Linked DNA regions of Homo sapiens: all the other regions are linked to region 1. Evidence: chromatin contacts called from ENCODE Hi-C or POLR2A ChIA-PET data. All regions are on one chromosome and are shown on one strand. Each heading gives the region's core, a stretch centred on a gene start or an enhancer-like site at or near the end of the contact. The rest is flanking DNA. Distances are from core to core; before and after follow the strand shown.

Evidence for each region. A loop is a pair of places that touch in the nucleus more often than their neighbours do. ChIA-PET counts read pairs that join two places held with the same protein, here RNA polymerase II (POLR2A). Pooled maps may share reads with other maps.
Region 2: a loop to region 1 is called in a pooled map, with 5 times the contacts of the local background. The contact joins the promoter of STAG3L5P-PVRIG2P-PILRB here to the promoter of GIGYF1 in region 1. A Hi-C loop is called at or near these places in 1 of 168 maps with a recorded cell type or tissue (CD8-positive, alpha-beta T cell) and 4 of 50 pooled maps. POLR2A ChIA-PET finds 5 or more read pairs at or near these places in 2 of 52 experiments (A673 and activated CD4-positive, alpha-beta T cell).
Region 3: a pooled map shows a loop between it and region 1 (5-fold over the local background). The contact joins the enhancer-like site here to the promoter of GIGYF1 in region 1. A Hi-C loop is called at or near these places in 3 of 50 pooled maps. POLR2A ChIA-PET finds 5 or more read pairs at or near these places in 2 of 52 experiments (GM12878 and activated T-cell).

Annotation. Positions count from the first base shown.
Region 1 is chr7:100,692,162-100,696,117 of GRCh38, reverse strand. GIGYF1 (GRB10 interacting GYF protein 1) reads left to right here and starts at 1,868. Exons shown (of 27, transcript NM_001375765.1): 1 at 1,868-2,008. RefSeq lists an enhancer at 1-762, silencers at 1,450-1,609, 2,050-2,149, 2,320-2,439 and a cis regulatory region at 1,301-2,794.
Region 2 is chr7:100,334,402-100,338,357 of GRCh38, reverse strand. It overlaps STAG3L5P-PVRIG2P-PILRB (STAG3L5P-PVRIG2P-PILRB readthrough), which reads right to left and starts at 2,293. Exons shown (of 17, transcript NR_036570.1): 1 at 2,021-2,293; 2 at 94-179. It also overlaps the pseudogene PMS2P1 and the pseudogene STAG3L5P. RefSeq lists a silencer at 1,925-1,994 and enhancers at 2,485-2,624, 2,313-3,191.
Region 3 is chr7:100,394,617-100,398,572 of GRCh38, reverse strand. PILRA (paired immunoglobin like type 2 receptor alpha) reads right to left here. Exons shown (of 7, transcript NM_013439.3): 4 at 661-694. Among named protein-coding and RNA genes, the nearest start is that of PILRA, 23 kb to the right of the region's middle. RefSeq lists enhancers at 302-801, 1,669-1,718. Within about 2 kb of position 1,797, at least 6 of the 41 ENCODE cell types and tissues checked have a DNase peak (open chromatin) inside an H3K27ac peak, as active enhancers do; they include GM12878, where a contact is called at or near this core.

The DNA.
Region 1 (3,956 bases), core at 619-3,118:
CATGGCAAGACACCAGGCACTCAAATTCCAAGTCATGAACTTACCTTTTCCTTGTTTTGAGGATTACATTGTGTTGGGCGACAGCTCTTTTAGGCTTCTGGGAAGTAAGGTATACATTCTGGAGTAACTTCCAAAGAAAAAGGTGAAAGCATACGCGGAACTTTTGAGCCTTGAAAAAGTTCAGCGAGTCATTCTTGAAAAGTCCTTTTTTTAAACAAAGGGGGTTTCAGTCACCTCACATTTGCATAGCAGTTTCTCTCTTGTCAAAGCCTTTCACATTCACTTATTTTAATTCTTACAGCACTCAAGGAAGAGTGTGGAGTTGGGGGTCGGGGGTTGGGTGCAGAGCAGTGTTAACATCCTTCTGTAAGAGAAACGGAGGCTTTTGAGAGGCCAGGCGTGGCGGCTCATGCCTGTCATCCCGGCACCTTGGAAGGAGGATCCATTTGGGTCCAGGAGTTCCCGGCACTTTGGAAGGAGGATCATTTGGGTCCAGGAGTTCAAGACCAGCCTGGGCAACATGGGGGAAACCCTGTCTCTACAAAAAAAAAAAAAAAAAAAAAAAAAAAGCTGGGCGTGGTGGTGTGCCCTGGTAGTCCTAGCTACTCAGGGTGCTTGAGGCAGGAGGATTGCTTGAGCCCAGGAGGCGCAGGATGCAGTTAACCGTGATCGCGCCACTGCACTCCAGCCTGGGCGACAGAGCAAGACTCTGTCTTGGAAAACAAACAAACAACAAATACAATAAATTAAAAAAATTAGTTGGGTGTGGTGGCACACAGCTGTAGTCCCAGCTACTCAAGAGGCTGTGGCAGGAGGATCCCTTGAGACCAGGAGTTCAAGACCAGCCTGGGCAATGTTATGAGACACGCCACCCGCCCAGTCTTTACAGAGAATAAAAAAGTTATCTGGGTGTGATGGTGCACACCTATAGTCCCAACAATTCAGGAGGCTGAGATGGGAGGATCGCTTGAGACACGGGAGTTGGAGGCTGCCGTAAGCCGAGATCGGGCTAGTACACTGCAGCTGGGGCAACAGAGTGAGACCCTGCTTCAAAAAAATAAATAAATAGGGGCCGGGCGCGGTGGCTCACGCCTGTAATCCCAGCACTTTGGGAGGGCGAGACAGGCGGATCACTTGAGTGGTCAGGAGTTCTAGACCAGCCTGGCCAACAAAAATAAGCCAAACGTGGTGGTGTGTGCTTGTAATCTCAGCTACTCGGGAGGCCAAGGCATGAGAATCACTTGAATCCGGGAGGCGGAGGCTGCAGTGAGCCGAGATCGCGCCACTGGACTGCAACCTGGGGGACAGAGCAACACTCTGTCTCAATAATTAAATAAATAATTAAAAAAATAAAGAGGCTCCTGAGAGTCAACTTATTTGCCTGAGCCACTTATTTCACACATCCCAGGACGCCTGATGAAGGGTTCTGGATTTTATTGTCTCCTGTCATCCAGGCGGGCTTCCTGGAGGAAACCGGACCGCCAGGGAGGCCGCGGCCTCGGTCCCAGAGGTCGCGCGTCGCGGGGCCGGGGGAGGTGGGGGAGAGGAGGCCGCTCTGGGGCCGATCCCGCCCGCAGCTGGGGGCCCCCGTCACGTGACCAGCCGGGCGCCCAGGTCACGTGTCGGGGCGGGGAGGGGGGGGGCTGTCGGGGGCGACGGGCGTCCGGGCAGTGGCGCGCGCGGCACGCGAGCAGCGCACGAGGAGAGGTGGCGCGGGCCGGAGCCGCGGAGGGAGGCGGCGGCGGCGGCGGCGGCGGCGGCGGCGGCGGCGGCGGCGGCGGCGGCGGCGGCGGCGGCGGCGGCGGTGGAAGGGGCGGCCCCGCGGCCCCGCGTCCGCGTCACGTGGTGCGAGGCGGGCAGCCATCTTGCTACAAACACAAACACAGAGGAGCGGCCGCCGCGGGAGCGCCAGCGCCCCCTCCCCCGCTGCTAGCCGCCGTCGCCGTCCCCGGCCCCCGCCCGCCGCGCGCCGCCCACGCCCCGGGACCGGACCCTCGCGCCGCCCGCGGTAAGCGCCCAGTGGCCCCGCGGCCCCCGGCCCGCAGCCCAGCCCCGGGGCAGGCCCGCCCCCGACGCCGCGGCGGCCGCGCCGAGCCCGCGAGCTAGAGAAGCGCCGGAGCCAGCGCGCGGGCCGCCAGCGAGGACCCTCCCCCGTCTCCTCCCCGAGGCCGCCGCAGCCCGGTGCGTCCTCCCGCTCTCCCGCCCGCTCCGGCCCATCCCCGCCGCCGGGACCCTCCCCCAGAGCCGGCCAGCCTCGGGGAGGCCCCGGGAGGCCGGCGCCCGGCTTAGGGGGCGACCGCTCGCCCCCCTCGCACCTGGCGCCCCTCCCTGAAGGGCACGCCGTCCTCCCGGGCCGGCGCGCTGCCTTCCACCCCCGCGCTCCTAACGGTCGCCCCCGGGCCCCTGCCAAGCCCTGCCCTGGGCCGCCTGGGGGCCCCCGACCCTAGCGTCCTAGGGTGGCCGGGCCCCGCGCTTCCCGGAGTTCTCCCCAGCGCGCCTTTGGGTTCCCCTCGGAACGAGCTGGGCCTTGCGGTTCCCCAGGTCCAAGCGTTCCACGACTTTGGCCAACATGGAAGCCTTGCCCTCCACCCAGGCACCTCGCCTGGGTCCTCCTCACCTCTGTTTCCTTTCGCTCCGGCGATCTTAGTGCTGGGTCATTGGGGTCTCCTTCTTCCCAGTTGCTCGGCCGCGGGAAATACCTTCCTTAGCAGAGACTGCTTGTCCTCCCCGTCCCAGGCCAGGCCCTTCTCAGCTCATGCCCCTCCGTGCAGCAGCTCCCTGGCCACAGCTCTCACACTTTGCCTTAAAAAAAAAAAAAAACAAAAAAATTTCCGAGTAACTTTTTAAAAGCCCCTCGTCTCTCTTCTCTGTTATACAGTCATTACTCGCATTCCCGGTCAGACTCCAGGTCTGTTGCATCCTAGTGCTAGGAACTAGGAGATGCTACATAAAGACTTGTTAGCTGGATTGGATTTTTTTTTTCCAGCCACCCAAGCCTTACTTCCCTCCTGCCTCTCAAAGTGTCGTTCTGGAAGATCGTCAGCTTTCCCACCCTCTTGTGCACTGCCTCTTCGAGTCTATATAGAAGTTTCAATTTAGAACCCCGCCAACCCCTCGCCTTTGGCATGGAAACACCATCGGTGGTACCAGTAAGGGTCTCTCCTTTGCTGCCGACATGGGGGATTTGGGGTTCTTTCTCCTTCCCATCTTTCCTGTGCCCTTTGCAGACCTAGGCTAGCCACCCTCCACCAGGCTAGCCAGCTCCAATCTGATTTTCTTAGATTGTAGGTCTTGGTCCCCCAGCGGTCTGTCGTGCCATTGGGAAGGATTTGAGGGTAGACCTGGCCTTGGTGTCCCTGCCATTGCCTGGGGACCAGGGGCCCTGAGGGTCCCACGTGGTGGTTAGTCAAGTGGACCATGTGCTTAAACTTCTGGACTAGCTTTTTCTGCTGTTGGACACATCAGTCTTGTGTTCGTGATCTGATGCGTTAGCCCTAACTTTTACATCTGCTATTGGAATTTGGGAATTAAAGAAAAATAGCCCACTTTAGAGGAGAGAAGATGAGAGGAGGAGGCTAGATGAAGGATGTTGAAAGTCTAACAAATGTAAAATGGCTTCAAACTCACAGAATAATGCTTGCGAGTTTGGGATGGTTACTGCTACCGTGCGCACCTCCAGTCTTGCATAGTGTCAAGGATGTCGGGGCACGCTGTCGGAGCAGCTTCCTCCTTCTTTTCCCTGGCTGGAGCCCAAGGCTGGGCAAGTGGGCAAAAGGGATCACAGGAGGTAAAGAGTGAAAATCCTTTGAAAACTGTTAACTTGTAGACAATTGCCAAGCGGTGGTGTGATTTGCTGGGATGGCTCAGAGAGGAGAGAGCTGGGATAACCGACCAGCCGCGAAGAATGCGGGTTTGCATCTCTTTTTTAAGCCTCAGCGTCCTCACCCTACCACGCT
Region 2 (3,956 bases), core at 1,044-3,543, 360 kb after region 1:
GCCCCCGGGGTTCGTGCCATTCTCCTGTCTCAGCCTCCCGAATAGCTGGGCTGCTTCCCTGACAAGATTCAAAAACAAAACTGGCTGACTCACCGGCATTGTTTTCAGTGGTCGTTTTGTTGCTTTCTTCTTCACACCGCGATTGAAGCTGTCCTCAAATCATTTTCTTGTCTTCTTGTCTATTTGTATGAATTACTGAGTTACATTCTCATTGCTACTTATTTAAGCAAAGTATTCTTAGTTTGTTAACAACAAAGAACTACAAATTGTGTTCATTTTCTGTCCTTTCCTGTTCTTAGACTAAATTACCTGAAATACATCAAAATATATGCTGTATGCTTACCTATATCAAAACTATGTTGTTTAGGTGCCGGGCACGGTGGCTCACACCTGTAATCCCAGCACTTTGGGAGTTCAAGGCGGGCGGATCGCCTGAGGTCAGGAGTTCAAGACCAGCCTGGTCAACATGGCAAAACCCCGTCTCTACTAAAAATACAAAAATTAGCCAGGTGCAGTGGACAGCGCCTGTAATCTCAGCTACTCATGAGGCTGAGGCCTGAGAATTCCTTGAACCCAGGAGGCCAAGGTGGCAGTGAGCCGAGATCATGCCACTGCACTCCAGCCTGGGTGACAGAGTGAAACTCCGTCTGAAAAAAACAAACAAACAAAAACAAACAAAAAACCAGACCATATTGTTTAGGGATACTTAGCTGACAAAATAATAGAGACAAGCAGGACATAATTACCATAAAAATCGGGCCCTGGGATGTTGGTGGGGAAGGTTTAAGTGGAAAGAATGGAGCGGTCACAATGTGTGTCAACCTGGGAGGTGGTGACCCTGGGGTTCGCTTTGTAATTCCTCAAAATGAGCATTTATGTGCTACTCACTTTTCAGAGGATAGAATTCTGAACTAAAATGTTTAAGCAGCCATACGCAAAAAAAAAGAAAAAATATGGATAGATTTTTATTTTAATTAAAACATTTAAAAAATAGAGACAAGGCAGCTGGGCGTGGTGGCTCACGCCTGTAATCCCAGCAATTTGGGAGGCCGAGGCAGGCGAATCACGAGGTCAGGAGATCGAGACCATCCTGGCTAACACGGTGAAACCATGTCTCTACTAAAAATACAAAAAAAAGTTAGCCAGGCATGGTGGCGGGCGCCTGTAGTCCCATCTACTGGGGAGGCTGAGGCAGGAGAATGGCGTGAACCCGGGAGGTGGAGCTTGCAGTGAGCCGAGATCAGGCCACTGCATTCCAGCCTGGGCGACAGAGCAAGACTCCAACTCAAAAAAAAAAAAAAACATAGAGACAAGGGTCTTGCTATGTTGCTCAGGGTGGTCTCAAACTCTCCGGGCTCAAGCAATCCTCCCGCTTCGGTCTCCCAAAGCGCTGAGATTCCAGGCGTGAACCACCGCGCTCGACCAGGAAAGATATATATATATATAATATATATTTTATAATATATCATGTTATATATTACACATAATATACAATATGTATAATACGCATAATAAAGGTATATTTAACATATATAAAAATATATATATATATAATAATTTTTTTTTTGAGACGGAGTTTCACTCTTGCTGCCCAGGCTCGAGTGCAATGGCTCGATCTCAGCTCACTGCAAGCTCCGCCTCCAGGGTTCAAACCATTCTCCTGCCTCAGCCTCCCGAGTAGCTGGGATTACAGGCGCCCGACACATGCCCGGCTAATTTTTGCATTTTTAGTAGAGACGAGGTTTCACCATGTTGGCCAGACTGGTCTCGAACTCTTGATCTCAGGTGATCCGCCCGCCTCGGCCTCCCAAAGTGCCGGGATTACAGGCGTGAGCCACGGCGCCCGGCCTGAATAAATCTTTTAAAACATAAAAATCTGGGTGACCCCCTGGCCGGCCGGCACAGATGCCGGGGTGGGGCCGCGAATCGGTTGGGACGCACTCTATCCGGCCTAGGGGCACCTGGGCCAGCAACGGGCCGCCGCGCGTGCGCAGTGGGCGGGGGGGCCCCGCGCTCCTACCTGCAAGTGGCCAGTGCCGAGTGCTGGGCCGCCGCTCCTGCCGTGCATGTTGGGGAGCCAGTACATGCAGGTGGGCTCCACACGGAGAGGGGCGCCGACCCCGTGATAGGGCTTTACCTGGTACATCGGGGTGGCGCGTGCCAGACACCAACGGTCGGAAACCGCCAGACACCAACGCTCGGAATCCACGCCAGGCCACGACGGAGGGCGACTACCTCCCTTCTGACCCTGCTGCTGGCGTTCGGAAAAAACGCAGTCCGGTGTGCTCTGATTGGTCCAGGCTCTTTGACGTCACGGACTCGACCTTTGACAGAGCCACTAGGCGAAAAGGAGAGACGGGAAGTATTTTTTCCGCCCCGCCCGGAAAGGGTGGAGCACAACGTCGAAAGCAGCCGTTGGGAGCCCAGGAGGCGGGGCGCCTGTGGGAGCCGTGGAGGGAACTTTCCCAGTCCCCGAGGCGGATCCGGTGTTGCATCCTTGGAGCGAGCTGAGAGCTCGAGGTGAGCTGGGCTCGCGGTCGCCCCTCTCGCGCGCCCTCTTTAAGAACCACGGCGTCCAACCTCCCTGGAAATGGGGGGAACATGGCCGAGGCGCGTGGCGAGGCCGCCTCGTGGAGGCCCCGGAGCGGCATCCTCAGCGCCCCAGCGATCCGGTGCCCATTAGGTGCGCCTTGAAGCCGAGGCAAGCTCCTTCGGGGTGCTGGGCTGCGGGCAAAGAATTCGGCCCTGTGAAGAGTTGGGTTCGGCCTGTCTCAGGCCCTGCCCACATCCCATCACAGGGCCGTGGACTTGAAGCCGGAACGTGAAATCCCTATAGACTGAATGCATTTCCTTCCTACCTGTTCTCTCTCCCCTTTTATTTTTATTTTTATATTATTTTATTTTTAATTTTTACTTTATTTTTTTGTAGAGACGGGGATTTAGCTATGTTGCCCAAGCTGGTCTGGAACTCCGGAGCTCAAGCAGTCCGCCCGCCTTGGCCCCCCAAAGCGCTGGAATTACAGGCGTAATGCACTGTGCCTGGCCTTTAAAAAAAAATTGAGGTTATTTTGGGGACAGTAGAGCGTCCAGACACATCCTAATTTGCATAGCTGCGCAGTTTTAAAAAATGCAATGCATTTTTACCTGTTAGGGTATGTGATTTCTGGCTAGTAAGCTACACCGAATCTTGGCTAGCACAGTTGAATTCCATGTCAGATTTGTAAACGCAAATTTGCTCTCTGCATTTAAATATATTAGATATATTTAGGTAACTACATTTAAATGTATTGAGACATTTAAATAAATTTGCCGTCTGTATCTAAATATCTGAAGTGGACCAGGTGCGGTGGCTCACACCTATAATCCCATCACTTTGGGAGGCCAAGGCAAGTGGATCATGAGGTCAGGAGTTCACGACCAGCCTGGCCAACATGGTGAAATCCCATTTCTACTAAAAATACAAAAATTAGCTGGGCGTGGTGGCAGGCGCCTGTAATCCTAGCTACTTGGGAGGCTGAGGCAGGAGAATCGCTGGAACCCAGGAGACAGAGGTTGCAGTGAGCTGAGATTGCACCACTGCAGTCTAGCCTGGGTGACACAGCAAGACTCCATCTCAAAAAAAAAAAAGAAAAAAAATCAGAACTGGACCTGTAGCCTGTAGTGTGTTGCCAAATAAACTTATTTTTAGAGATACTTCTTTCCATTTTCTGTGAGGTCATCTGCAGTTTCACATGGTAGACAGACTTTGGTGAGATTCTTAGCAACATAGAATGAAGAGTAAAGAGGTTTGTTTATTTCACAAGGGTTTATTTAAGGCCTACAATGTGTTAAATGCTGTAGGAAATACCCACTGATTTCTCTTTTCATGGAGGTTTCCTGCCTTCTCTTAACGAGTGATCAATTAAACTGTTTACTGGAACTTGCTAAGTTAGTGAACACACGGGATACATTCTTTG
Region 3 (3,956 bases), core at 548-3,047, 300 kb after region 1:
ACAGGAGAAGGGCAGCTGGCAAAAGCCAGTGCAGGAGAAAGGGTAGGGGTGAGGCTTTCTTCCAGCAGGAGACCTACGGCTATGGAAAGGAGGGGCCAGAGGAAAGGAAAGAGAGGTGGGAGGGTGGAGAGGAAGAGCCCAGAAAAAGGAAAAGTGAGGCCCTAGCCTGGAGAGGGGAGCCAGGCAGAGGCTGGTGAGTCCCTCCTGAGCAAACACAGGCGGGGAGAGGAGCTGGAGGCAGAGGAAGCCTGGAGTTCCCTGCACATTCAGCAGGGGAACAGGACAGATTGAACAGAGTAGGCAATATGGAAAAGCTGGAAGATCCAGGCTGAGAGGAAGCAGGTAAAGAGCAGGAAAAGCTTAATAACACCAGGAAAGGCAGGCAGAGGGCACAGATGGGCACTCCAGAAAAGAGATTCTTGAATGTTTGTGCTGGAACCTGGAGTCCACTAGTCTAGTATTTAGGGGACAGAAAGCCCAAGGTCAAGAGCCTGGCCCCTAGAGGACAAAGGAGAACAAGGATGGGTAAGTTGGGGATGCAACAATGGCCGTGGCAGGCTGGGTTTGTGGGGTTCTTAGCAGCACACTCCCTGTTTCCCAAATCAGCCCACTGCCTGCACATGCACCCCCCAACCCACCCTGGGGAGGCCCAGCACTCACCTGGCTGGGGTTGTGGCTTTAGTCCGCTGCTGACCTGTAGGGGGACCAACAGTGAGTCAGGGTGGCATCCGGGTGATGGCAGTCTCCATCCCACCTTCTCTGCTGCGCCCTAGGCTGAGGCCCTCCTTAGAGGGACCGGAGCAGCAGAGCTGCTCCACCCAAACCCATCAGGAAGGGCCTGGGACTCAGCCGGCACCCTGAGGTCTCCACCTGTCCTCCCTGTTGTCTTCCATGTCACCTCCTGAGACCCCTTCACCCTGACCCCCTCCCTTGGTTTCTTTCTCTCTTGAGCTCTCTGCTCAGCCCCAACCTGGCTCCCTCCACCGCTGAGCCCTCGCCCAGTCACTTCTCCCCTCCCCTCCCCTTCCCTTGACATTGGCACCCCGCCCCCATTCCCTCCAGGTCCTCAGGGAGACCGTGCCTGTGCTTTCCTTCTGGGTGGCGGCTATGTCTGCCCTCCAGCCTTGGGAGCGTCGTGCTTGGGACTCATGTTTGTGGCTGTTCAAATTCTGTTGCCACCACTAGGCTTCCCCTCCCCTCTGGCTGGTCCCACCCTGAATCCTCTGCTGCCTCTCCCATTGTGTCCTGCCCCTCCCATCCCCGTGGCATCCTTGCAGTGTTTCCCAAGCAGTGGGCTCCTGGTCCACAGACATCCCCTCCACCATCTAGCCTCCTCCCAGGAGGGCTCCATGTCCACAGAGACACCCTCTGAACCCAGGCCTTGAGGTACCCCTCAACTCCAGGGACCTCCCCTTCCACTTCTACAGGACTTTTTTTTTTTTTTTTAATGTTTAGACTGAGAACTCTGAAATATTAATTGCTAGTATCATTTCCATGCTGCAGCTTTCTTTCCAGCACTCTTCTGTCCCTCTGTTTTTTCCCTCTCTTTAGGTTATGTTTTATTTTACTTACGGTAAAAAAAAAACAAAAAAACAAACAAAACACTAGAATTCACTTTTAACCACGTGTACAGTTCATTAGTGTTAAGTATATTCACACTGTTGTGAAACATCTCCAGGACCTTTTCATCTTGCAAAACTGAAACAGTTTTAAAGAACCCCTACTCCCTCCTCCCTGCGGTTTCTGACAGCCACCATTCTACTTTCTGTTCCTATTAATTTAATATCTCTAGGCACCACCGAAAAGTGGAATCATACAATATTTGTCATTTTGTGACTGCCTTATTTCACCTAGCTTGATGTCTTCCAGTTTCGTTTATACTGTAGTATGTGTCAGAATTTCTTTTTTTCTTTATTTTTTGAGACAGAGTTTCGCTCTTGTCACCCAGGCTGGAGTGCAGTGGTGTGATCTAGGCTCACTGTAACCTCTGCCTCTCTGGTTCAAGCGATTCTCCTGCCTCAAGCTCCCAAGTAGCTGAGATTACAGACGCCCATCACCAGGCCTGGGTAATTTTGTATTTTTAGTAGAGACAGGGTTTCACCACGTTGGTCATGCTGGTCTCGAACTCCTGACCTCAGGTGATCCACCCACCTTGGCCTCCCAAAGTGCTGGGATTACAGGTGTGAGCCACTGCACCTGGCCCAGAATTTCTTTTAAACACTGAATAATATTCCATTATATGTATAAACCACATTTTGTTCATCCATTCATTCATTGATGGACATCTGGGTTGCTTCCACCTCTTGGCCATTGAAAATAGTGTTGCTATCAACATGGGTGTATCAATATCTCTTCAAGACCTTTCTTTTCAGTTCTGTTTGGTATGTACCCAAAAGTGGGATTGCTGGATCGTATGGTAGCTTTATTTATTTATTTATTTATTTATTTTGAGATGAAGTCTCGCTCTGTCATCCAGGCTGGAGTGCAGTGGCACAATCTCAGCTCACTGCAACCTCTGCCTCCCGGGTTCAAGTGATTCTCCTGCCTCAGCCTCCTGAGTAGCTGGGATTACAGGTGCCCGCCACCACACCCAGCTAATTTTGTATTTTTAGTGGAAATGGTGTTTCACCATGTTGGCCAAGCTGGTCTCGAACTCCTGGCCTCAGGTGATCTGCCACCTCAGCCTCCCAAAGTGCTGGAATTTGAGGTGTGAGCCACCACTCCTGGCCTTTATTTTTAAATTTTTGAGGAAAGGCCATGCTTTTTTTCTGTATCATTTGCACTATTTTATAGCCCCCATCAACAGTGCGCAAGGGCCCCAATTTCTTCACATTCTTCCCAACACTTGTCATTTACACACTTTTTAAATAGTAGCTGTCCTTCTGGGTATAAGGAGATAGCTCTCTGTAGTTCTGATTTGCATTTCTCTGATGATTAGTTGGCCATTTTCATCTGCTTGTTGGTGATTTGTATACTGTCTTAGTCTATTTTGTGCTGCTAATGTATATAAGAATATCTGAGCCTGTATAATTTATAAAAAAACAAATTTGTTTCTTCTGTTGGACAAGAGGTTGCTGAAAAGTAAAACAAAGCAAAGCAAAGCAAAAATTATTTCTCACAGTTCTGGAGGCTGGGAAATCCAAGATCAAGGTGCCAGCATCTTGCTTTTTGCTGTGTCTTTCAGAGGGGAGGATTACTGTGTCCTCACATGGCAGAAGATTAGAAGACAGTGAACCCACTCCTGAAATCCCTTTTTATAATGGCATTAATCCGTTTGGCAGAGCCGTCATGACCTAAGCACCTCCCAAAACACACTACCTCCCAGTTGTCACACTGGGGACTAAGTTTCCAATACATGATTTGAGGAGACACATTTCAGACCATAGCATATATCATCTCTGGAGAAATGTCTGTTAAAATCCACTGCCCACTTTTAAATTGGGTTGATTTTTTTGTTGTTGAATTATAGGAATTTTTATATATTTCAGATTTTCACTCCTTATCAGATATATAATTTACAAATATTTTCCCCATTCTATAGGTTGCCTTTTGATTCTATTGATTGTGTCCTGTAATGAAAAAACATGTTTAAGTTTAATGTTGTCCTATTTGTCTATTTTTTCTTTTGTGGCTTGTGCTTTTGGTATCACAGGCAAGAAATTATTGCCAAACCCAGTGTCATGAGGCTTTTTCCCTATGGTTTGGGGTCTTACATTTAGGTCTTTAATCCATTTGGAGTTAAATTTTGTATATGGTATAAGATAAGGATCCAACTACATTCTTTGGTTTGGATATTCAGTTTTCCCAATGCCATTTGTTGAAGAGATTGTCCTTTGCCCATTAAGTGCTCATGGCACCCTTGTCAAGTCTTTTGACCATATGCGCAAGGGTTTATTTCTAGACTCTGTATTCTATTCCGTTGGTATATTAATCTATTTTTTTTCAATTCAGCTCCT